3 separate regions of the Mus musculus genome follow, and all the other regions are linked to region 1. The links are chromatin loops, found by intact Hi-C in ENCODE. Cell type or tissue: gastrocnemius. All regions are shown on one strand.

Evidence for each region. Peaks named below come from ENCODE experiments on the same cell type or tissue, not always from the same donor. Only the 100,000 strongest peaks of a DNase experiment are listed, where the experiment ranks them.
Region 2: it touches region 1 in a loop (4-fold over the local background); 13 of 42 quality-filtered maps call a loop at or near these places.
Region 3: it touches region 1 in a loop (5-fold over the local background); 20 of 42 quality-filtered maps call a loop at or near these places.

The regions. Positions count from the first base shown.
Region 1 is chr2:92,053,698-92,061,697 of GRCm38, forward strand. No RefSeq gene overlaps it. Among named protein-coding and RNA genes, the nearest start is that of Gm31473, 30 kb to the left of the region's middle. In gastrocnemius, CTCF peaks have their summits at 2,461, 4,941 (motif pointing left) and 6,051; DNase peaks (open chromatin) are centred at 1,825, 2,373, 4,942, 5,417 and 3 more places; H3K4me3 peaks cover 4,342 bases; H3K27ac peaks cover 5,768 bases.
Region 2 is chr2:91,941,278-91,949,277 of GRCm38, forward strand. Dgkz (diacylglycerol kinase zeta) reads right to left here. Exons shown (of 32, transcript NM_001166597.1): 2 at 3,897-4,647; 3 at 3,484-3,592; 4 at 3,097-3,192; 5 at 2,745-2,822; 6 at 1,351-1,407; 7 at 1,013-1,081. The coding sequence starts at 4,639. Mir6999 (microRNA 6999) reads right to left here and starts at 3,653; the gene lies at 3,593-3,653. In gastrocnemius, CTCF peaks have their summits at 1,277, 3,067 (motif pointing right) and 6,490; DNase peaks (open chromatin) are centred at 1,072, 1,246, 3,070, 3,486 and 6 more places; H3K4me3 peaks cover 3,201 bases; H3K27ac peaks cover 4,719 bases.
Region 3 is chr2:92,002,900-92,010,899 of GRCm38, forward strand. The region is part of intron 1 of Creb3l1 (cAMP responsive element binding protein 3-like 1); the gene reads right to left. Among named protein-coding and RNA genes, the nearest start is that of Creb3l1, 17 kb to the right of the region's middle. In gastrocnemius, CTCF peaks have their summits at 1,878 and 4,148 (motif pointing right); DNase peaks (open chromatin) are centred at 4,263, 4,527, 5,565 and 7,808; H3K4me3 peaks cover 2,564 bases; H3K27ac peaks cover 4,592 bases.

The sequences.
Region 1 (8,000 bases):
GGAGAGGAGAGGAGAGGAGAGGAGAGGAGAGGAGAGGAGAGGAGAGGAGAGGAGAGGAGAGGAGGATTGGAAGATCGCTCACTGGGTAAAGGGCTTGCTGTGTAGACATGGAGATCTGAGTTTGGACCTCTAGCACCTACATACAAACCTGGATGTGGTAGCATGCATTTGTGACACCCCAGAACTAGGGGGTAGAAGCAGGCAGATCCTGGGGGCTTGCCATTCTAGCCAAATGCCAAGCTCCAGGTTCAATGAGAGACTGGGGGGAGGGAGAGAGAGAGAGAGAGAGAGAGAGAGAGAGAGAGAGAGAGAGAGAACAATTGAGCTACTGAGGCAGACACCTGATGTCAATATGTGTGCATATTACACACACACACACACGCACACACACACACACACACACACACACACACACACACAGAGGATTCTTGGAGAAATCATATATTTATGGGTTACTTTGGTTCAGAGAGGAAAATGAAAAAGCAAAGATGGATAGCCATGTCCCAACCCTTGCCAGGTAAAGGGGAGGTGTAGGCAGTAAGGCATGGATTAACTGGAAGCACCTATGGGATTTCCAAGCAGTCAGGGACCAGGGAGAAGGCTGTGTGAGGCGAATTTTGGAAAGAATTGTGGGAACAGTTCTAAAGATAAGTTAAAGGTGTATTTCTGGAGTTTAATTCCAAATGATTTAAACGCCTGGGTGGTCATCCAGCGGCAGCTTATCCTCGTCTGGGACAGACATACATACAGACAACACACACACCAAAAATAAACTAAATTGTGTGAAGGTATGATTGATTAGATAACTAATCTTTTAAAAAGAAAGAAAGAAAATTCTGCTGTGGACGATTCCTCGGTTAAGGCAACAAAAGGCCCAAGCTCTTAACAGCAGAATCAGTACAGAACCTTGGTTGGGCTAACCCCCTCCGTCCTATGCCACTATTCCCTTGACAATAGATTTTTGGAGGTCTTCATCCAGACCCTGACATTTGTGCCTGTTTTAAAAAGAGGGGTGGGATTGGGAGAAATCTTTGGGTCCTTCTTGCATTGGGCTTTTGAAAGGAGGTTTTAGAATCATCAGGCTAGTGGACTTCGTCTCTAGTTTTGTGATCTCAAGCAAATTGCTTAACTTCTCTGGGCTTCCCAGAGAACATCCACTTCCTTGGGCATCAGGAGACCGTAGAAGGTGTACAATGCTTCGAGTAGTTCTGCTAACATTGACAAACCTTAGCACAATGGCTATTATTACCTCCAGACACCCCCAATGCGGTAGATAAGACAACTTTAGCTAACAACAACAAACATTTTTATTTGAATAGTTCTGAGCTTATTTTCAGGCTATGGTTTCTCTAATGTTATCTCTTGAGGCAAGGGTACATAAAAAGAGAATCGATTTAAAGTTAATTTAGAGAAACAGTTAATAAAATAGAAGTCAGTTACAATCTATAATACCGGAGGAATGTGTATATGGAAGACAATCGTCTTCATCTGGATCGTCAGACATCTGAAAGGCAGAACATATTGATGTGACATGTTCCCTCCTGCAAAGAAAATGTTCAGGGCAGGATAGGTGGGACAGCAGCAGAAATCCGGAGGCTCGGGAAGGGAGGTCGACTCAAAAGCCAGCTAGCTCTTTAACTTCTCTCTCCAGGCTCCTTTGGGGTGATTTTTTTTGGATCACTGGGTCAGTCAGCCAATGCCTGCGAAGAACTCTAATTCGGCTCAGATCGCAAGCGCGATCTGCCAAAAGGTCTTCGCGCCTCCGGCCCCGCCTCCATCCCCGCCCCGCACATCTGGTGAAAAGATTCCCGCCGCGGGGCGGGGCAGGACACAGCCGGCGCATGCGCGTCAGCGGCCCGAGTGCCGCACCACAGGCCTCCACTCCCAGAACCGCGTTGCAAACTGTTGCATCAGACAGCAAGCAGCGGGCCGCGCCGCCAAGGTTTCTAGGAAGATAGCGCAGTTTTGAGCTCCTTCTTGGTGGTTTAGGCGCATTGGTTGCCCCTCCCTATGTCTACCCGCCTGCAACACAAGCTCCTAAAATCTCAAGCTTGTGAGCCAGATAGCTCTGTTGCTCCTGTCCCCATGCACCGCTGGCCACAGACTGATCTGTATTCGACTTACTTTCTTAACCGCAAGGACCCTGAAGGAAAGAGCTGGGTTTGATTTCTCTTTCCGAGTACAAGAATGCCCCTGAGGAATTTCACACTCTGTGAAAGTGCAAAACTCATTTCCCCAGACTAAGCGTTGCAGACGTTTCCCCAATGGGCTTGGCGAGCTCCCAGCAGGAATGCACCGGGAGAGTTTCCAGCTCTGTACCCCGAGCAGCTGAACATGCAGAAGACCCTGAGCTAGGGAGGAGGCCCTCTGGATGGAAACATCTCTGTAGGACGATATATCGGTCTTAGGGCATACCGCAGTGTGCTGGAGATTTGGGCCTCAAACAGAATGCAGGACCGCACATTCACACCTAGGCGGCGCCCATATATAGTGTCCTTGACTCGACTGGCTATAGCATGTGTGAGCTGCAGAAAAATTTGTTTTTCGCTTCTCCCTCACTCTTCCAGGTCTAGTTCCGCTGCCTTCCTCAAAGGGAAGGAAATGGTGTTCATCTAGAAGGGTTGGGGCAGTCTCGGGGGTGGAATTTTAAGAACACTCAGAGGTCTGGGGATGTAGTAGCTCAGGAGCATCGCTGGCGCGTGCACATCTCTGGCTGCCAATCCCAGCACAGATTAGGAATCCACCCGTTTTCAGAGACAGTCTCATTCTTACCTTCAATTCTTTTCATTTTTTAAAATAGGTCAAGGCCAAGATCATTCAATGTTAATGGATTTTCCAGAAAAGTGGGGGGGGGGGGACCTGGCATTTTACCTTACATATTCTGTCTTTTTTAGGGTGTGGATGGTGAAAGTCTGTTTTGATTGAACAATCTTGAGAGTTAACAAAAACCCTGTCTTCTTTCTTCCCCTGATTATTGTGACTCACTTAATTCTAAGATGCATATTTTTTAAAAATGAATTTAGGAAGCGTGTCCCAGCAGTCAATGCTGTTTAAAGTAGCATTTTCCTGTCAGCAGCGGAGTACTGTGTCAGTTTGGGATTTTCATTGTAAGTCGTGCTTCATAAATATGGCCCGATCTGTTTCGGTCTGGGTAGCAGTGCTTTTATGAGCCAAAGGAATGGGAGTTAGGAGCCAGCTGGAGAAGAAAGTTATTAATATCATGGAGCGCGGCAGGAAAGTTGAAACCATGCGCCTTGGGCTCACGTTGGGGTCTCTGCTATATCGATAGCTGATGTATGTTTCGGGTTGTCGTCACATGTTTGTGGACTGAATGCTCTGACAGAAGGAAAGGCGTTACCCAGAAGGACAAAGAGGCCCACTATTTTGCAGGAGGCAGCCGAGGACAGCCTGAGTTCTCTTGTGTTGAGTGAAGAGGGCTAATTCTTCTGGCTCAAAGACAGTGCAACAGAGACAGCTATTAGGTGACAAGTCTCCTGAGATCTGTTCACTGGCTTCCCTGTCTGGAAAAGCCACCAGCTGCTAATGCTATAGTCAAGGAGTCCTTCTACTTAACCACGCCTAAGGTTGTGATTATTGACGGTCACACCTGGATTGAATTTCCAAACAAACTTCTGGAAAAGTAAGACGACTGAGAGACAGATCCAGGGGGCAGGGCCCCACCCCACCCCTGAATCTTACACCCAGATGATCAGAGATGCAGGCGTATTCAAAAAGGAAGATTCAACCTCTTCATTGGGGGCACTCCCATTTAGACACAAGACCCAGACCCAGCCCCAGCCCCAGACAACACTCCTGTTACAAGAGCCGTGATCTAAATTCCTCGTGGAAAGTCTGTCTGAATTAGACACCTCATTTTAATTCCCATTTCCTTTTTAAGTCCGGTCCCTCCTTCTTGAGAACCACATTTAAAGCTGCGAGCTGGCCTTCCTTCTGTTTTTGCTATTTGTGTGCCAATTTCAAGGGTGGGGAGAGCCACGTTAATTTAAAAATATAGCACAAATAGCAAAATGAGGCTTAGTTTAAAGTAAAAGCCACAGAAAGAGTTTTCCCCTTCCCTTCCATGCGTTTCAGATTTTCCTAGATCCACCTTTATGTCTTCAGAGCCCAGACATAGGAAGTGACTGAGCCTCACTGGATATTCTTCCAAGCCTGAGCAAAAAGCCTCCAGCTCATGCTCTCAGGCCACCTTTATATTTTATTTTTCTGTTTTAGAGATTTGAGTTCGGGGTGGGGGGGGGGAGCTCAGAAAGCTGGCCAAGTCCCCGATTCCATGGTAGGGTTCTAAGCACCGGTAGATTTGGGATTATAACCAATATCTTCCAATCAGTTGTGTCTGCTTGTGCATTCTGGGTATTGGGAATGTAACTGTTAATTAAGGGAGTTCCTAGATTAAATCCAGGTGTCATTATTTACTAGTTTTTTGACTTTACATCAAACAGGAATCATGATCCCCACGGTACAGGCCATACTGTATCAAGGTCTAAAAAGGGCCTGGTGCGACCAATAGGCGGCGGCTGTTATGAAAATAGACCCTCTCGTCTGTGGGCTCTCTCTTTAGTCATCATCTGCCATTTTGGAAAAGGAAAGAATATTTGTAATCTACTTCAAGTGGAGGGTCTACCTCCATTTTAAATCACCCTCGGGCTCACTAGAAGGGAAGACCTGACCAGACCGAGCTGAATTTGCAAACACCTAGGCCTTTTAACCGAGTGGAATCTCTGCCGTTGCCCCCTTATACAAAACAAGATCGAAGCGGCTGGGACTTGGGAAGCCTTGAACGAATGTCAATCGGTCTAAAGAAGCCGGTCTAAATGCGGCGTGGGCTCAGTCACCTGGAGAAGGAAAGCCACTGCAGGCGGCTGTAGGCAGAGGGGACGGAAACTCCATGCGCGAGCGGCAGCGCCCTCTGCTGGTTATATGGTGCAAATCCGGAGCCTAGACCCGCCGCTGGTCAAATGGGACTCGGGATTCCTTCCGCTGCCTCCGCCCCCGCTCCGTCCCTTCTCGGGATCGCCGAGCCTAGTCTGGGTCTGGATTCCAGGAGAGGCGTCCCCATCCTACGCTTGAAGGCAGAGCAAGGACGCTGCTCCAAAACACCCGGTTCATCAGCTGAGCGGAAGCTGCAGGAATCTACCCAAATCCACCAGCGGCTGCTTTTGCCTCCCAGAAGCCGGGGCTATCCGAGGTGGTTTGGAAATGGCATCGCCTATGGCCAAGATCGAGGGTTCTGCGGACAGAGAGGAGCCCTGGGTTCGCTTTCTGCCTCATCCAGCTAGGTGACCTTGGGCAAGGTACTTAAATTTCCATGTGCCTTGTTTTCCTCATCTTTAAGATGGAGAGAATGCTCCCGACCTTGACGGATTGGCTCGAGGATTACACTAGAACAGGCAGCCTAGGTTGGGATTCTGGCATTGACATCAGCTAGTTGTGTGCCCTGGGGCAGGTTACTTAACCTCTCTGCCCTAGTTTCCTGAAAAATAGGGAGCATAACGGTACTTACCTCCGAGGGTTGTTGCCTGCAAAGCGCTTAACACTGCGATGGAAGAGTAAGCGCTTAATAAACTGTGGCTATTATGACTGTTGTCATTATTGTCCTTAAGAGCACTGAGCACAGGAGCAGAGGTCTATCGGGCTGGTTATTATTATTATGTTTCTCGAGTATGGTTATTTCTTTCCCGGAATTGTTAAAATTATTATTATTATTATTCACAAACTCGAGTCCTTATCAGTAGCTGAAGGACAAACAGTCTTCCCGAATTAGAATCCCGGGAGGAGGGCCAAGGACGCGGCGGCGGGCTGCAAGGACCGGGACCTGCGGGGAGGAAACCCGCGCCCGGGTTAGCGCGCGTCAGAGCCTCGGTGACGTCTCTAGGCCCTCGGGCTAGGGAGGCGCGGCCTGCGCACGCCAGGCGTCTGCAGTGGCCCGGGACGGCCGGGTGGTACTCCAGCTACGTGGATGCCCGGCTGGGAAAAGCCTCCCTGGGTCAGACCCTGCGCCTGCCGCTGCGGGGTGCACCCGAGGCTCCGACCGCAGCCTGGCCGGGAGGACGGAGGTGCCAACCCCTGCTCCGGTGTCCGGGCTCCGCCCAGCCTGGCGCACCGCTACCCGCGCGGAGGCTGCTCTGCATCAACATAATGCTCCCCATCCCTGCATCCTCCCGGAACCCATTCCTCATCATCCCTCAGGGCCTCAGCTCAGATTCTCCTCCCTTGGTGCTCGCTCTGACAGACTCCTCCTCTGTCTCTGGCGCCTCCCACTCGCCCGCAGCGCCCGGAGCACGCCCCGCAAGTCCACTTGGTTTGCTACGCACGCATCTCCAACTCGCTGCATCTTGTCCCCGTTACTCTCCGTCGCAGTGAAGGTGACACCACCCACCCGATCACTCGCGATGCGTCCTGGATGCTTCTACCTGCAGTGGTTACTACAGTCTACGCTACTCCCTCTGTGACCTTGTGAATTACCCTCACTCCGTTGGGTATTAACATCTTCCTCTCCAAGGTCTCCCGAGTACATCCTCCTGTATTTCGAGCCCCGTACACCCCTATTGCCCAAGCCTCGCAGCTTCTGTGGAGAAGCCTGGCGCTCCAGGCCCTCCCCATCTTCCTGAGCAAGCAGGTCTGCCATTTTCTAACACCTCATAAACTAATCCCAGTTTAGACCCTGCCTGAGTAGCACTATTTAAGTTGTTCAGTGTTTACTCCCTCTCCGATTACCTTTCCTTATTCTGCTGAACTCCAGAGGGAGTCTCTTCTTCAAGGGTGTCCCATCCCCCGTTCTACTATCTGGCGGTGTGAAATGTTTCTGGACTACAGGACCTTTCTAGGTGGCCAAAGGTCTGTGCCCCGCCCCCTTCTGCTCCCTTCTTCCCATAGCTGGGTTCCTTCTACCTAGAACACCTTTTTTCTTTCCCTCATCCCTCCTCCACCCTAAGGACCCCCAGCCTTCCCGATGTACCCAACCCAACCCAACCTCGACTCAATCAAATATTCCTTTGAAAGGTTAAAGGCCAATTTAAGAAATCTGAACCTTACAAAAACTGCATTTAAAAAAATTGCATTTAAAAATCTGAAGCTTACAAAAACTGCTTGTCTGTATCACATGCTCTCTTTCCTTACTTAAGGTTTCCTCTACTCAATCCAGAGTTTCTTAAAAGGGCACGGATCCTTTGGATCTGGGTGGAATTCTTTGAACCAATTTCTATCCCTTCCCAGAGGAATCACGTTGGGAAGCACGTTGGGGCTTCTTCATTCCCAGCACACGCTTTTATGTTTTTACTCCATATCTTGGTGCCTATAGACACTTAATGGAATCATCTAAAATTACTTTAAACGTTGAAGAGACGCTATTAGACTGAATATATAATCGTGTAACTTGATTTTTTTTAAAAACTAGGCAGCATGAACCCACATTAATGTACGTATTTCTTGATCATACTTTTTCAGTGCTGACGGGGGACCCGTTATGAATTCAGCACATTTTATTTTTCCCGTCTTCTAGAAGATATTTAGCTCATTTTCACTTTGTTTTTCTGTTAGAAACAATGCTATAATAGCTTTTTTAAAAATCTCATTCCCGAGTTTGAAAGCAGAGTTTGGGTAGATACTTGGGTGCAGAATTGCGGGACTCAGGACGCAGAACCTGGCAGCGTTGTTGGGCATGGCTGAATGGGTTTTAAGTGGTTGTACTAATTCACAGTTCCATTCGTTATGTGAGAGTTCCCCGTGTTCTACATCCCCAGCACTTGCTAATGTCAAACTTTAAAATTGTTGCCAAACCCATGAGTGTGAAATGGCATTTCAATGTTTTAATTTGCAGTTCCCTGCTTACAAGTGAGAGAGATAGGAACATACTCTCTTTGTTTATTGGCCATTTGCCTCTCCTCCTTTTTAAATTGGCCATTGGTTTATTTGACAGTGCATCTTTTGGTCATGTCCTATGTGTGGGAGTTCTTTATATATTCTGGATACTAATCCTTTGT
Region 2 (8,000 bases), 110 kb before region 1:
GAGCAGTCAGTATTCTTAACCACTGAGTCATTTCTCTGGCCCCAACCAAGCACATTTTAAAAAATAATATACCCAGGGAAGTGGTGGCGCACACCTTTAATCCCAGCACTTGAGAAGCAGAGGCAGGCGCATTTCTGAGTTTGAGGCCAGCCTGGTCTACAGAGTGAGTTCCAGGACAGCCAGGGCTACACAGAAAGACACTGGGCAGGGCCCCAAGGGCAGGGAGGCTTTGCTAGGAGCCCATGAGCGCTGTAGCCGACTACAAAATGGAGATCTGCCTAACTCAGGTTTCCTTCTGCCCCCAGATCTAGACAGGCCCATTCAAGGTCTGTAAGTTAAAGTAAGTTGACTACTTAGTGTCCTGATATATCCATGCCCTGTCAGGAAATCATTATCAAGGGCTACTATATGTAGGGCACAGGAAAACCATGGAAGAATGAGCCCCTGCATTCTTTTTTTTTCTTTTTTTTCTTTTTTTTTTTTTAGTTTTTCGAGACAGGGTTTCTCTGTGTAGCCCTGGCTGTCCTGGAACTCACTCTATAGACCAGGCTGGCCTCGAACTCAGAAATCCGCCTGCCTCTGCCTCCCGAGTGCTGGGATTAAAGGTGTGCGCCACCATGCCCAGCAAGCCCCTGCATTCTTGAGAGGCTGTCTGAGGGAGACAGACAAGCAGGTGACAGGCGAGCAAGCACCAGTACTGAGCAGTGCACAAGCCGCTGTCCTAGGAGGCAGGGGCCTGCCGCCAGACTCAGGGCTTCACACTTGACACTCCCTGAGTAGCTCCTGAACTGAGTTGTGAAAGGCCATAAGGCTCTCAAAGGGTCACTAAGTCAGAAGAAAATAATTCATGCCCTTGCTTAACTCAGAGACCAAAGGCACAGCCAGGAGGCTTAGGGACTGAATGAGTGACAATAAACCCGACACTCCATTCAAGAGCTACTGTCAGTGACCACACTGAAGCCACAGGACCAGTGGGCAGCGTGAATCTGGTGCCCTCAGGCCGCGCCCTTACCTTCCCACAGTGCCGACACTTGCCATCCTGGCGTCGTCTGTGGACCCAGTGGTGTCTTACGAAGGTTGGCTGGAGGACAGAAAGGTCATGGGGATGGGTGAGGGGTTGGACAGATACAGCCCTGGACTCAGTCCACAGGAATCCCTCTGCAGTCCCTTGGATACACATGTGGAACCCCACTTATATGCAGACAGGACAGCTGACTTTCCCTTTGGGTGACCCAGAACCTCAGCCTAGAGGTTGACCACCCCCCCCCCTGGTGGCACTGCTGGGGCACTGCAGTGGATCCCTTAGGAGCCTGGGCCTCTCTGCTCCTATCTGCTGGCCTGGACACTTACCTCACGGACATTCCTGGAGCCTGATTCGCGGAAGGACGGCTTACAGCGGAAATTGATCTGTGAAACATTGCAGCGACCACCAAAATGTCAGAGCCTTCTTGGGGACAGAGTCACTCACCTAGAGTCAACCCCACAGGCGAGCAGAATCCCCAACCATCCCAAGAGCTATGCGGAACATGGATACCCCTCTCAGAAGCCTTCCTGACCGCTAGTCAAAGGGTCTTCCCTTCTTTTACTTAAGGGACATGGACAGAGAGGCTGGGTTGGGGGTCCAGGTCCACCATGTATACTGTGGGAAGTGGGGGACTCAGTTTGTTCGTCTTTTTGCTTCCTCGCTCTCCAGCTAAAGTGAAAGCAGGACCAATCCCTCCTGTGGACTGTGTAGACTGGCCCCTGGAGACCCTTAGCCAGTAAGCTAAACCCAAACCCAGGTTCATGGTCACCTTCCATGATGGGCTGCATATTCTCTCTCTCTCTCTCTCTCACACACACACACACACACACACAGAGCACATGTATTAGTGCTCTGGCTGTCCTGGAATTCTCTACATAAACCAGACTGGCTTTAAATTTGAAGAGATCATCTTGCCTTCCATATGCTGGGATTTGTGGGCATCTCCCACTACCCCAGTGTGTGATACATTTCTATTTTTCTTTCCCCAAAAGTGCCTGCTTCAGTCTCAGAAGAGCCACAGGAAAGTCTCACTGTACAGTCTGAGGACTAGAGAAGACGGCCCAAACCAGCCTTGCTCAGGGTATTTCTGCTCTTAAAGACCCTGTCACATGATGTCCTGATTTCTGCAGGCCCAGGAGCTCCTGTCTCCCATGCCAGGCCTCTTTCCCATCGCCTGAGCCCTAGTCTGCCATCCCCCCACCCCCAGACACACTCAATGGTCCTTGGGGAAGATTTTACAGAGGTAGCATGTCAGGGGCACGGGTGAGCTCAGTCACGCGTGAGCACCGTGTTGCCAGAAAGTTTGACAATTTTGTTTTCTTTTTCAAGAACTGGGGATGAAGCTAGGGCACTGCACATGCCGGCAACTCCTAACCACGCCCTACTGCACCCCACCTCCACCCCCACCCCCCAGCTCACGGTGGCCCCTTCCGCATGCCAGGCTAGACACCACCTGTTAATTCACGCCCTTAGGTAATATTCAGTGAACCTCACTTCTAGGCCATGTGCAATCTAGAGAGTAGGGTACAATAGCTAACCAATGGGGAGATGGGGTTCGAATGTGTGCATCTGACTCAGACGCTTGGTTACTATGCTTGCCCGGTCATCCCTGGCAAGCTGAACCTGTGGAACATGTATGTGCTGAGACATGTGAGTGTGCATATCAAGAGAACCTCAGCATTCCAAGGGAGGGCACAAATGGCTGAACAGCCGCACACACCTTTTCCAGCTGCTTAATGCATTGGGTATGCACCACGATCTTACAGGCTGCACACTTTTTTCTGGGCGCTGACTTCGGCTGTAGGACAGAAAGAGGGAAGGCCCTGAGACATCAGGTAACTCCACCCTAGATATCATCTCAGGGGAACCAAATAACATGTTTTCTCTATATGGGGTTCCAGTCCCAGTACCTGTCATCAGACAAAGCCCCCTCCCCCTCCCCCTGGAGCAGCCCACAGCAAGTACACCCACCCAGATAGGAGCAGTGCCCACCAAGGACTGCAGTTGTTGCCTTGCGGGTCTAGACCCCACTACACCACCAGGGGGCAGCAGGTCCCACCAAGCTCACTCACCAGCATCTTAGCTACACAGTGCTGCTCCCCGACATAGCAGAAGTCACCGGACACGTTGGTCTCAAACCAGATGTGCTCCCCATACACTGCTGACTCCTAAACCATGAGATGGGCAGGTTCAGTCCTTATCTGCCACCCCTGCCCTACCCATCATCCCCCTCTGAAGCCTGCCATAGCCACAACCTGCTTCCTCTCCTGTTTTACAAACGCCTTTAAGCCTGGCTCACAGACTGCTGCTTCTCACTTGGAAGTCTGCTCAGACGTGGGGCTTCCCTCCCAGTTGCCCACAAGCCCTGGGTCCTGACTGCTTAGGAGGATGAGAAGCCAGCAGGAACTGGCGCGGAGCAGTGTTTGAGCTCCTGCCCTGCCTAGTACACATATACTCACACTCCAGTCCACAGTGCTCTGGATCTGCTCCTCAGATTCACCGCACGGGGCCCCGGGCGTGGGAGGAGGGGGTGCCAGGTGCTGGAGGCCCGACTTGGTGATGGCTTTCCTACAGAAAGGAGGACAGCTGAAGCCTGGGCCAGCCAGGTGCTTGCTGACTCTCCTTCCTTCCCTACTACCCAGCAAAACTGCCTCTCTTGACTTTCACAGAGTACAAGATAGAAAAGCCCACAGCAGCTCATGCGCCTTGAGGCTCTTAATGAAATGTAGCTCCTCTTAGGCCCTTCTTCCAGTTCTACCCGGAGCTACCTCCAAGTAGTCTACCCCAGGCTTAGGCAGAGCTTCAAAGTCATCACTCTGAGCCAGACCTCGGAGGCTACACCACTTGCCCTGCTGGCTGCTGCTATACCTACATAAGCAGGGTGCTCCAGGGCTGGGGTCCAGCTGACTTCCGCCTTAGAGCTACCTGGCGTCTGCGAGACAGTGGGCGCACACGGGCCGGTATCATGGGGCATGCTGCAGCGCCCGAGGCTCTTGGGCTTCGGCCCCCAAGACCAGGGTGCTGGCCTGAGGGCCACCGCTGGCTGAGGCGTCGATAGTGACCATGCAGGCCCCAAAGGGTATGGCCACACTCCACATCAGCAGGGAGCAGGTGGGAGGAGGCTCGACGCAGGCAGCGGGGCATGGGAAGCAGTGGCCAGGTGCCCTGGTGTGAGAAGGGCGTTGTCCGGGTACCTGGCCTAGCATCACTTGTCGCCTCAGCTGTCTCATTTCCCTCCTGGACCCCTTCCTCCTCCTCTTCCTCCTTCATGCTTGTGAGCCCAGCCAACAGCAGGGGTGCACCCAGAAGCTGGGCCCCAACTGTGACAGGCTGTAGGGTAGGCACCACATCCACCATGAAGCGGGGATTGCAGGTAGGGGGTGCAGTGCTGGATCGCCTGCGGCTGGCACCTCTCGTGCCCACCCCGCAGCTGGGAAAACAGCCCTGGAGCTGTGCACTGGAGCGGCGCCTCTGGGCCAGTGAAGAGGACGCCTGCCCTGCAGGGGAGCGGCGTCGAGCCTTGCCTGTGGGCAGCCCCACGCCACTGGACCGCCGCTGCCTCTCTCCGGGACCTCGTGCCTTTCGTTGGAAATGCTTCCTAAAGAAGGTCTCCATGCCAGGGGCTGTTGGGCATACAGACTGGGAGTGTCAGGAGCTGGGCCAAGCTGAAGCACAGCTGTGTCCCATAAGCAAAGAAGGGACACATAGGTGTTAGGGATGAGGACCCTCTGTCCTCTGTGAAAAGAGCTTGAAGGTACCAGGAAGAGCAGGGGAACCCAAGCTTGGTTACTGGAGTATAAACACTGCTCCCTGCAAGCATTCCCTAAATTCTACCCCAGGAGTTCTTAGGAGATGGGGCCTCACCTGCCCAGGCACCAGAAACAACAGAGATCTGAGCCTAAAGGACTTCAACTGCCTTGCCAGAAATGGAAGCAAAAGGTAACCTGGGACCCAGACTCTGCCTGGGTAGACTACAAGGGCTCTGGGGCCTGTCCCTCTCATCTGGTCTTCCTTTTGCCCACACATGGAACAGGTTGGGTTCCTCTCCTGGGATACAGTGCAATTAAGCAAAAATACTAAACGTGGGTTCTCTGCGAAGGCTCTGAGTCCTGATAAAATCCCTATATTCAGCCCAAACCTTGGGTTTAGTTACTGGGAGACTGGGCTTCTGAGAATTGGAAAAGCACGGCCTGCCCCAAGAGTGTTATTGTCTTGGTGTGGGGGATACAGCAAGAGGTTCTGGCTAAGAGAACGCTGATGCTAGATGCCATGTGCACACATCTCTAAGAACTTTCTGGTAATGAATGACTCTGTCTCACTGTTCCAAAGACTGCAATATGGGGATCCCAAGGTGTGAGGTCCCCAAACCCCTTAAGCCTTCCTACGGAGGGATTCAGCGCAACATACTGTCCTCAGGCTCACACGTCTATGCAGAGAGCAGGGGCCTGGGCTCTTCCCTGGGTGTGTACCAGGCCATGCACGCTATCCAGACACCTATTTCTTTACTCCCTGGTCTATCTTTCCTCCTTCCCAGGCCCCGGGGACCAACTCCTGTGCTCACACCTCTTCTACACTTGAGGAATGGCAGGAAGCCCCCAATCAGCTGAGGGAGATGGCTCCAAAGAGCAGCCATGGAAGCCCAAGTCACATCCACGAGTGCTACTGGATGACACAATTTCTGCCTGCCGAGGGTCTGGCTGAAGTCCAGAGCAGTGGTGGAGAGGAAGGGCTGCCTGGGAGCACAGCCTGGGAAGACAGGCCCACCTGATCTATGCAGCACCTGCTCTCTGCCCTCTGTCTATCCTCGATATAGGTCTCAGCAGGCAGCGGTAGAGCCAGTATAGGGTGTGGCAGAGAAAAGAAGTGGGCCCAGGGGACAGAGCTCCTGCAATCAGTGAGCAAGGGGTGGGAGGGTGGGGGGACTGCGCAAGCAAAGCAGCATTGAGACTGGACAGGAGGTGAGTTCCAGAAACATAAGAGCCGACACTGGCAAGAGGGCTGGTTTCATCCAGCTAACAGTTAATGGGTCCACTACATATACACAGAGGGGGTGGGGGAAAGATAGTTAGATAGGTGTACACACACACACACACACACACACACACACACACAGAGAGAGAGAGAGAGAGAGAAGCATGCACCAGATGAAGAAGCAAGCTAAGGCACCAAGGGTAGCACACACAAAGCCCACAGGCAGCGAGTATGGAGCAGATGGTAGACCCTGGGATGGAGGTGAGACGGGCTAGAGAAAGGCCCACACTAGTCACAGCCATCTAGTGCTACTCTGTGCCAGACCATGGGTGAGCCCTCCACCACCTCACTGATCCTACCAGAGCCTCTGAGGGAGGCACGGCCACAGCTTCATTATAAGAAAGTAGCAAGAGCACGCCCAGGTCACACAGCCAGCCAGTGTGGGCTACTTGAGTTAGGGTCCATTTTCTGTGGAACCTGCAGGCCCAGCTGCCTGCTGCCGCCAGGGCACTAGTGTGCCAGCTCTCCCCTAGGGTGTCAGCTTTCCCCACCAGTCTGCTCGGGCCACTGTGACAGCTGCCCGGCCTGGAGGAGATTAGTCACCCAGACGCATCACACCCCTGAAGCTAGCTTGTGTCACCCAGAAAACAAAAGGCCACAGTCACTGTGGGGGAGGTGGTGCTATGCTCTCTGGTCAGGGGTAAAGGCTGGGCCTTCCCTGCTGTCTCAGACCTGCATGACCAGACAAGAAGGAAGCAGCCCTTGTTAGGACACATGGCAGCTTACATGCACAACTAGAGAAGCCACACGCTGCCGGGTGCTCCGGGACAACAAGCTTCCTCAGCTGCTCAGGGTGCACAAGGCCAAGCCTGTGCCTACGGCTGTGGCCACAGGCCTCAGTTTCCCTGTTTACCTAAGAAGACTGTTACGACTAGTCGACATCTTCCGGCAAGCTCTCCTGAGGGACACTACCACCCCAAACACCACTGGGTTCCCACTGCCCCTCCCGCTGGTCCCATGTTTCCTGTTCAGCTCATCTCCATAGAAACATTGGTCTGCTGGCCAGAGATAGCCTGACTCTTCACTTCCTATCTCTGCCGATCTCTTCCTATCCTGCTTCTCCATGGCAGTTCATGCCCATTATCCCAGCACTTGGAAAGCTGAGACAGGAAGACTGCTGAATGTCTGAAGCCAACCTAGGCTAGATAATGAATTCTAGGCCAGCCTGGGCTACAACTGTTTTAAAAAGAAATGCAAAAGGAAAAACAAAACAAAACAAAACAAAACCTTGGCATGGAAGTTCACTCCCTTAGTCCCAGGACTTCAGAAGCAGAGGTAGGTGGTTCTCTGTGACTTTGAGGCTAACCTGGTTGACAAAGCAAGTTCCAAGACAGCCAGGGCTACATAGTGAGACCCCCATCTTAATTAACTAACTTAACTAAAAGGCAGGCAAACAAAAGAAGCCCTGTTTGGGTCTGGAGTTCTCCCATGGTTCCGCTTGAGTGGTCACCTCTTCTCACTCCATCCCTTATCACCTCCACACACCACACTGTCTTGGGGGAGGCCCTAGAAGGTTCTCACACTGACAGCACAGCAAAATGGCTGCCTCCTAGGCTTCCTGGGCTTGTCTGGGGCACCCAGCCATACTCAAGGAGGACAATATAAAAATGTCTCAGAGGGCCACATTAATCTCCAGCTGGCCTCTGAGAGCCTGATGAGGGCAGGGCGTATGGGAGATGGGGGGACGGCATGAGCAAGCCACATGCTTCCTCAACCACCTGCTAGGAAGGGCCGCTGGCCCCTAGCCAAACCACCTCACATTTGATGCTGGCTACTAGGAAAAACCTGGTATAGTGGTGTGACCCTGTAATCCCCAGCACTTGGGAGGCAGAGGCAGGAGGCAAGACCATCTTGAAGGATACAAGTTCAATGTCAGCCTGGGCTACATGAGACATGTTTGTAAATAAATAAGTAAGTAAGCAAGCAAGCACTTAGGAACCTAGCA
Region 3 (8,000 bases), 51 kb before region 1:
AGGATAACTTTGTGGGTTGTTTCTATCTTTCCATCTTTAAGTGGGGTTGGAGGATCTAATTCAGGCTGCTAGGCACATGAGACAGGTGCCTTCACTCACTGAACAATCTCACAAACTTCCTCACCTTTAAATTTTTTATTTATTAAAAAAAAACTAGCATCTGGAGAGATGGTTGAGCAGTTAAGACCACTGGCTGCTCTTGCAGAGGACCCATCTTAGCTTTAGTTCCCAGTACCCACACAGTGGCTAACAACTATTTTGTAGGTAGCTCCAGGTGATCTGATGCCTCCTCCTGACCCTCCACTGGCACCAAGAGCACATATAGTGCACATACAAACATGCAAGCAAAACACTCATACTTATTAAATAAGTAGAAACACATCTTATTTAGCATACAAAATGTATGGAACTGGAGAAACCAGGTGACCTCTGGCCTACACACACACACACACACACACACACACACACACACAGACAGAGAGAGAGACAGAGAGAGAGACAGAGAGAGAGAGAGACAGAGAGGGAGATGCAGATAGACATACAGGGCAAAAGTCACAAATACTATCTATGAAGAACATAGGGTTCAGTAAATGCAATGTAGCCCAGGAAACCTTGTAATTCTGTGGTTCCACACACCTTGATTTTTTTTGGGGGGGGGGGAGAAAGCTATTTATTTTTATTTTAGACATCTGAGTGTTTTGTCTGCATGTATGACTATGCACCTTGTGTATGCCTGTTGTCTGTGGAAGTCTGAAGTGGGCATTGGATCCCTTGGAACTGGAGTTACAGATAATTGTGAGCCCACATATGAGCACGGGGAACCAAACCTGTCCTCTGCAAGAACAGCCAGCAGTCTTAACTTCTGAGCCATTTCTCCAGCCTTTCCTACCAATGGGATCTTTGATACCGTCCTGGAAGTCACTAAGTAGGGATAGGCTAGTTAGCTCTGCTGGAATCCACCTGTCTCTGCCTCCCCATTTGGAGGTTATAGGCAGGCTCGACCATGCTCTTTTAAGTGAGCTAAAGGGCGCTAAGGCAGGTCCTTATGAATTTTACTGACTGAAGTAGGGAATGACAGAAGCCCTGAGTAGGAAGTCCTAGTGAATGTGTGTTGGCATGAGCACAGCCACAGCAAGGCCTTCAGGACCTCAGACCCCTGGGACAATTGACAAAGCCTCATGAGAAATGGCAAAGCTTTGCTTGGGAGCCCAAGTATGTGAGCTCATGAGTTATTGATCAGTGCGTGCAAAGACTGGCAACTGCAGCACCCTTCTGAGATTGCTCATGTCCAGAGTCTTCCCATTCAGACTAGAAGCCCTCCCACTGTGCTGTAGCTAATTACCGAGATTTCAGGTTACAGCAGGATACCATGGTAACAGAACCCAACTGGACCCCACCCAGCCTGTATGTGTGTCTGTATCTGTCATTTCTTCATTCTTCAATGTCCCTAGTTGGAGTTTTGGGGCCCAAGTCTGAGCTATGTCCCAACCCAGTACCTGTCTGCTTTTCTTTTTATTTTATGCAAATTACTATTTTATTTTATGTGTATGAGTGCTTTGCCTGAGGATATGTATGTTCACTCCATGTGTGCCTTGTGCCCTTGAAGAGTGAGCCAGAGACGACTTTGGATCCCCTGGAACTGGGGTTACAGATGACTGATAGATTTTATGTGGGTACTGAAAACTGGACTTGGATCCTCTGCAACAAGTGCTCTTAATGGCTGAGCCATCTCTCTAGCCCTCGTGTCTGCTTCTTTGAGACAGGGTGTTGTTAAGTAGTCTAGGCTGGCTTCAAACTCATGATCCTCCTGCCTGAGGCTTCTGAGTGCTGGAGTTTCAGGAGTCTACTGCGCCCCTCTCAGGCTGTTCTCTATCCTGAGGCATCAGGCTGTGGGGCCGCCTCACGGAGGCTTGCGTCCTGGCCTCAATCATTCCAGCTGTTGACTCAGTCTGTGTAAGCAGCAAGTGGTGACTCACTAATGTGTTATGAAATCGATTCAGTGGGTCGTGACCAGAACTTAAAAAAATATACTTAGAAAATTTTTCCTTGACACACAATAACTGTACATATCTATGGGGCAGACTTGGACATTTCATTACATGTGCCAATGCACAATGCCCAGACCAGGTCAAGGGGGCATAGCCATCAGCTTAAACACATATACTTCTTTTGTGGGGCACTGAAATGCTGTCTCCTAGCTATTTTGATATATATAATTAATCATTGTTGACCACAACTTCCCTACTGCAAAGCATTAGAACCAACCCCTTTGCCAGCGTATCCCTGACCCCACTGCCCCCTCTCCCCAGCCCCCATTTTCTCTGCCATTCCTAGCCCCTAGGAACCACTTTTGTGCTTTCTCATTTTACCACATACAGGTAAAAGTATGTTTTTTATTTTCATCTGGGGCCTTGTGTATGCCAAGCAAGTGCTTTATAAAGTCTAAGTTAAATAAACTGGCCCCATGTCCATGTGGGCATTTATAGCCAGATTTTAAGAAAAAATAGCACAAAACAAAATACAAAATAAGTAGAAAATATCAGAATCCATCAAACATACTGAAGTAAAAACCCTGGCAAACTATTAATCTCAGCTATATGTATACTTGGTACAGATGTCAATTTTCTTTTTCAGAAATAAACAGACAAAAGCTTTGACCATGATTGTGGGAAAGCTAATTAACCCATGTTTTAACCTCCTCTGTGCATAGTGGGGCTAATTATAGTTTCCATTGCTAAGACTATTGTGGGGAATAAGCCAATCCATATGAGTAAAGGTTTAGGATAGTCCCTTGTACAGTCATAAGTCAAGAAAAGTCATATCATCAATAAAACACTCCAGGGCCAACACATAGTAGGTGCTTTTTTTTCCTCTTGAAGAGTCATTGATGTGCAACACAGTGTTACTGTTGTTCATGTGCACTAGCTGGTTGGTTGAATGAGATTGGGCCAGGGTTGCTCCAGGCTCTGTATTCCACCTGGAGACTGTGAAGGGGATTGGCTCCAGGACCAGTCATTGGCTTTCTGCGTCCTGAACTATTAGGACACAGGCAGGGATGAGCAGTGCCTTCTGCTTCAGGATAAGGCTCAGCAATGGATGTGTGGTTTTTCAGGAGCAGGGAAGGCGCAAGAGTCTGGAACCATAGAGACCTGTTCTCAACTCTTCCACTACTTGCTGACTTTTAAAAACTTCTCTATAGCTCCTACTCCACAGCATTGCTATGGGGATCAAATGTTGGTTAGACTCCTGGTACCCACCTCATATGATTATGAGGATGCTATGGTTGAGTGCACGAAGCACTCAAAACAGCATGTGGTAGGTAGTATGTATGAAACACTTGGTAGTTAATAGCAGCCCCTAAACTCAGGCATGAGCTTGGACTCTATAGAGGGAGGTGGTTTGAGGTTCCCCTCTGAGCAAGTGTGACAAGAAACTCCAGGGCAAAACGAATCCAGAGACACCATTGGTATACTCTGGGCTCCCATTTCTCTTCTTCCGGGATGCTTCGTCATTATTTTATATTTTTCTTTTTACTTAAATTTCCCCAAGTGCTTTCATGTATTCCAACTTCTCCATACCCTACGGTGGGCGACCTTGAATTTCTGATCCTCTTGCCTTCACGAGGTACTGGGATGGAACTCAAGGCCTTGTGCATTCTAGGCAGTAGCCCTTACCTACTGAGCCACGCCCCCAGCCCTTGCACCCGTTTATTACACCCCAAGGAGCAAAGGCATTGCTTTACATTTGATGGGCAGGGCAAACAGAGCCAGACAAAGCCAGAACGTGCCCATGGTCCCTCAATACCCAGACCTTCCCCTGCCACCACACCACACACCTCTCTGTTTGGGACTCGCCTGGCTGATGCCAGACTATATTCCTGGAGACAAGTCTATGCTTTGTTCACCTGCTAGCCACTCATTCAGTAGCGGTGCAGGGGTAGGGCCTTGCATCTCAGAGTAAGGCCACTAGTGTTTTAGCTGTTCAGTAGAGTCTGGGCAGTGCCGTACAAAGAGCTCAGGGTCTGAACAAGTCTCTAGAACAACTGAGAACCTAGACAGAAACGCTTTAGGGATGTATGATCCATTCTAACGACCATCATCCCAGGCCATGATTGAGAGGTTCACATCCGCAGCAGAACCAGGCCATCCCACCTGGGGGCGCTTCCTTCCAGCCGAACTCGGGGATTGGGATGCGGTGATGGTGGTGGTGGGGCGCTCTCCAAGGCTGCGGTGGGGCCCAGGGGAGGGGGTTGCACAGAGCTGGAAGAGCCATGAGTCAGCGGCCACGGTATTTCTCCAGCAGCTGCTCCGCAGGCGATAAGAGTTTGCCAACCCCCTTCCCGGGGGCCTGGGAGAGAAGAGCCAGCCCCCTCCAGCCTGGGTTAGGGGTCCCTGAAGGTTTTCCAGTTTTAGGAAAATAAGCGAGGACCCTCTTTGGGGGTGCCCGAATGAACTTGCTAGGGGGCCTCAAATGGCCGGGTGTTGTGAGACACCCCCCACCCCACCTGCTAGAAACAACAGCCAACGCTCAGCAGGCTGGGAGCGGTGGGAGCCAAGTGGAAGAAGAGGGCGGCCAAGGGGCAGGCAGGGTGGGGTAGAGGAGCTCCCGCGCTCATTCCTCCCTGTCCCAGGTTCCTGGAGTGCTGGGTGGATGGTGGTCCTGTCACATAGCACCTAGACGCATCAGCCTCTCATGGGAGCATTGCCACCAGTAGCTGCTCACTGAATAATGTAGCCTACTTCCATCTGATGTCTGGCATTGAGCCGGCATCTCAGTTATGCTGTGAGACAGCAGGAACCCGAGAAAGTCAGTGGTCTATGCCCCTCAACTCATTTGCTAACAAGAAAGCTAAAATCCAGAAAGAGCAAGCCATTTACCCACAGTCACAAGGCGTGTCACTAGTATTTCGGATGGGGTTCTCCGCAGCTCTGGGATTGAACTGAGGGTAAGGAGGTTTCCCTTATGTTCTATACCCACCTCCCTCCATCCCCGTAAAGCTCACTCTAGAGATTTCAAACCTCCCCATCTCTGGCCCTGGTCGCTCTCGCCCGCTATAGAGCCTTCCTCCAGCTCACACAGACACACAAGAATCATATTTAGGCTGTCTGATGGAAATAGGGGGTGGCGCTGGGGGGCGGGGGAGGGGGGAGGAAGGCCGGTGGCCAGGAGTTCACAGAAGGCTCACGCCAGCGTTTGAGGGGGCGGGGTGTTCTGTTAGGGTGGGCAGTCTTGGGGGGGGTGCCATTCCGTACAGGCAACGGGGGTGGGAAGCCAGAGAAGGAGGCACTGGAGATATTTCCCTCCTCCTTAAAGACTTTTTCCTACACTTGTGCCAATATCAGCTCTTTCTCGGCCGCCACGGGCAACAGGCGCCGGTTCCACTCCCTGGAAGGAGAGGTCCCCAGACCTCCGGCTCTCAGGCCGGCACCCTGCCTCCCCGGCTGCTGCTTCTCTCCTTGGCGCTACAGCTCAGCCGCCCGCCCTTTAAATTTTAGGGGTGGAGGGAGCCCTGCTCGCTCAGTGCTGCAGTTACGTGGCTTAATCGGCCTCTTGGGCCCCGCCCCTCCCAGGAATCCCGCTTGCCATTGGTGAGAGCAGAGAAGCTCCTGGCCAATGATAGGAGGCTGCGAGCCACCGCCCGCCTGACCAGGAACGCGGTTGCGCAGAGTAGGATCCTAGACCTGGAAGCTTGCTACACGGGGGAGGGGGGATATAATCAGTTCTTAGTTTGTGTCTGGGGCAGAGCTGAGATGGCAATTCCACGACCCTAATCAGTCGTGTGGCCACTCGCGATGATAGGCGAACGGAGAGAGAGCAACTCACTTCCAGCTCTGCCCCTCCGCTCCTTCCAGTAATCTTACCATGGGGTGGCACGAATGGAGCCCCAGCCAGCCCCTCGTGTGAGAGGAGACGTTCCCAGGGTTGTACAGACTGAGCTCTTTCTTTCCTTAACCCTTGCAAAGGGGTCACTGCAGACAGTGAAAATATCTGGACGCAGCGGTCAGCTGTGGTATACGTACAAGCAGCCACTGTGCATCTCTTTCCCCTAGACCTGGACCTGGTTCTCTGATGCCTGCACTGGTGCTCTGGTTTCTGCACCAAACCCTGATCCAGAGAGATTCAGCCCGTGCTGCGTGGGAGAGACCTAAGTTGGTCCAGACTGAGATGTGGGATCAGGGGTGGGGGAAATCCCCTGCGAACTTTCCTTCTGAGAAAATAAGCTCTGGGAAGAGATGGGAGGGGAATCCTCTCACATTTCCCTCGTTCTTTTCCCAGGGAGGGCAGCAGACGCCTCTTGTCCCCTAACACACTGACCCACACATTCCCGGACGGTTACTTGCCTAGTGATCACTAGATAATTGCCTCCATTTCAAGCCCAAAGGCCACTGCTGTGAGTCACTGCTGTGTCCAGTGTGGGTGGGAGTTGGGTGAGGGAAACTTAAGACTGCCCAGAGATATGGGCTTCTGGGTCCCCAGTTGTCAGTAGATCTCCTTGTCCTTAAACATCACCATCCAGGTATTTGGGGGCCCTAAGAGACTAAGAACTTGTCTTCTAGAGACAGGCTCTTGGCTGCCTGACGAAAGGGCATAGATACTGAACCAGAACTCAGGAGGCCCCAGATGGAGAGCCCTACTTGGCTCTGCTCTGAGGTCCAGGCATGGTCAGGTGGTGTGCCCAGGTTTCTCCTGGGTTACTGTTTGTGTTCCCCCTGAATTGAGCGGTCAGGGTCAGAAGTCAGCTCCTTCTTTGTTTAGCCTTTCTGGACCTAGAAGGGATAAAGTCTTCCTAGAGCCCTCCTGGCAGGTGTGGGAGTTACAGGGAGTCTGCTGCTCTAACCTCCTATCAGGCCCTCTTCCTACAGGCCAAGGAAGGGCTGGTGCTGGGTTGACCTGTTTTTCCCTTATTCAACGATTAACCATGAAACCTAAATCCAAATACACAGGGCTGCTTCTGTGAGTGCACATGTGTACACTGCATCTCAGAGCTGGGATGGGAGGGACCTTCCACCCAGGGAATCTCCATTTCTCTGACATGACACAATGAGAGATACAAACCACCCCTACCCCCACAACTGATACATTGAGATTTGTCTTGCACAGGGTCTATCATATGTATATTAGTACTCCACCCATAGCACCCCAGTTTACATAGAGGGACACTACCAGACAGTAACACAAGCCCAATGAGAAACTCATCAGATAGGGTCAGATGGACACCAATTCAAAGAATGTCGCTCAGAGGTTAGAGCACATGCTATGTATGCATGAGGCCCTGGCTTCTATCACCAGTACCATAACCCCACCAAAGGCCAGGTCTGGTGATGCATACCTCTAATCCCAGCACTTGGGAGGCAGAAGTTGGTGGATCTCTATGAGTTTGGAGCCAGCCTGGACTACACAGAGAGACCTAGCTCAAAAACCAAAACAAGAAAAACACAACAGGAGAAAGACAGTCACGGCCACCACACTCACCATCTCACACCCTCCCAGGCCTAAAAGATGAGCAAGCTAAGCCCGAGAGTCATGTGAGCCCCAGCAAGAGAAGGTTTGGGAGTCCTAGCTTGTTTGACACTGGGACAGTCACAGCTGGATTTGAGGATTGGCTGTCACGGAGACTGGAGCGGGGTTTGTGCCAGCATATGCTGGAAAAATAAGCTGGCACCCACTGCAGGCTTCTTCTAAGCCAAGGAAGGTCCTGAGAGGGCATATACCACCTCCGCAATCCCTGCTTGGTAGTCTAACCACCTACTTTTTCCTGGGTAGGCTAAAGGTCCCCCACGTTCCTGGCCAACCCCTGCCATCTTCTAACCAGGCGGCTCCTATGCTGTGGCCCAACTCTGAGGCAGGCGCCAGGCACTGTCTGGACAGGAGGAAGCTATGGCAGTGAGTGGCACTGCCCAGGGTTCAGATTAGCTGTGACTGGCACCACTGAGGGATGGCAGCTCATGGTCTGGCCGCTGAGGAGGCTGGTCCATATGCAGTTGCCAGAGAATGCCTTC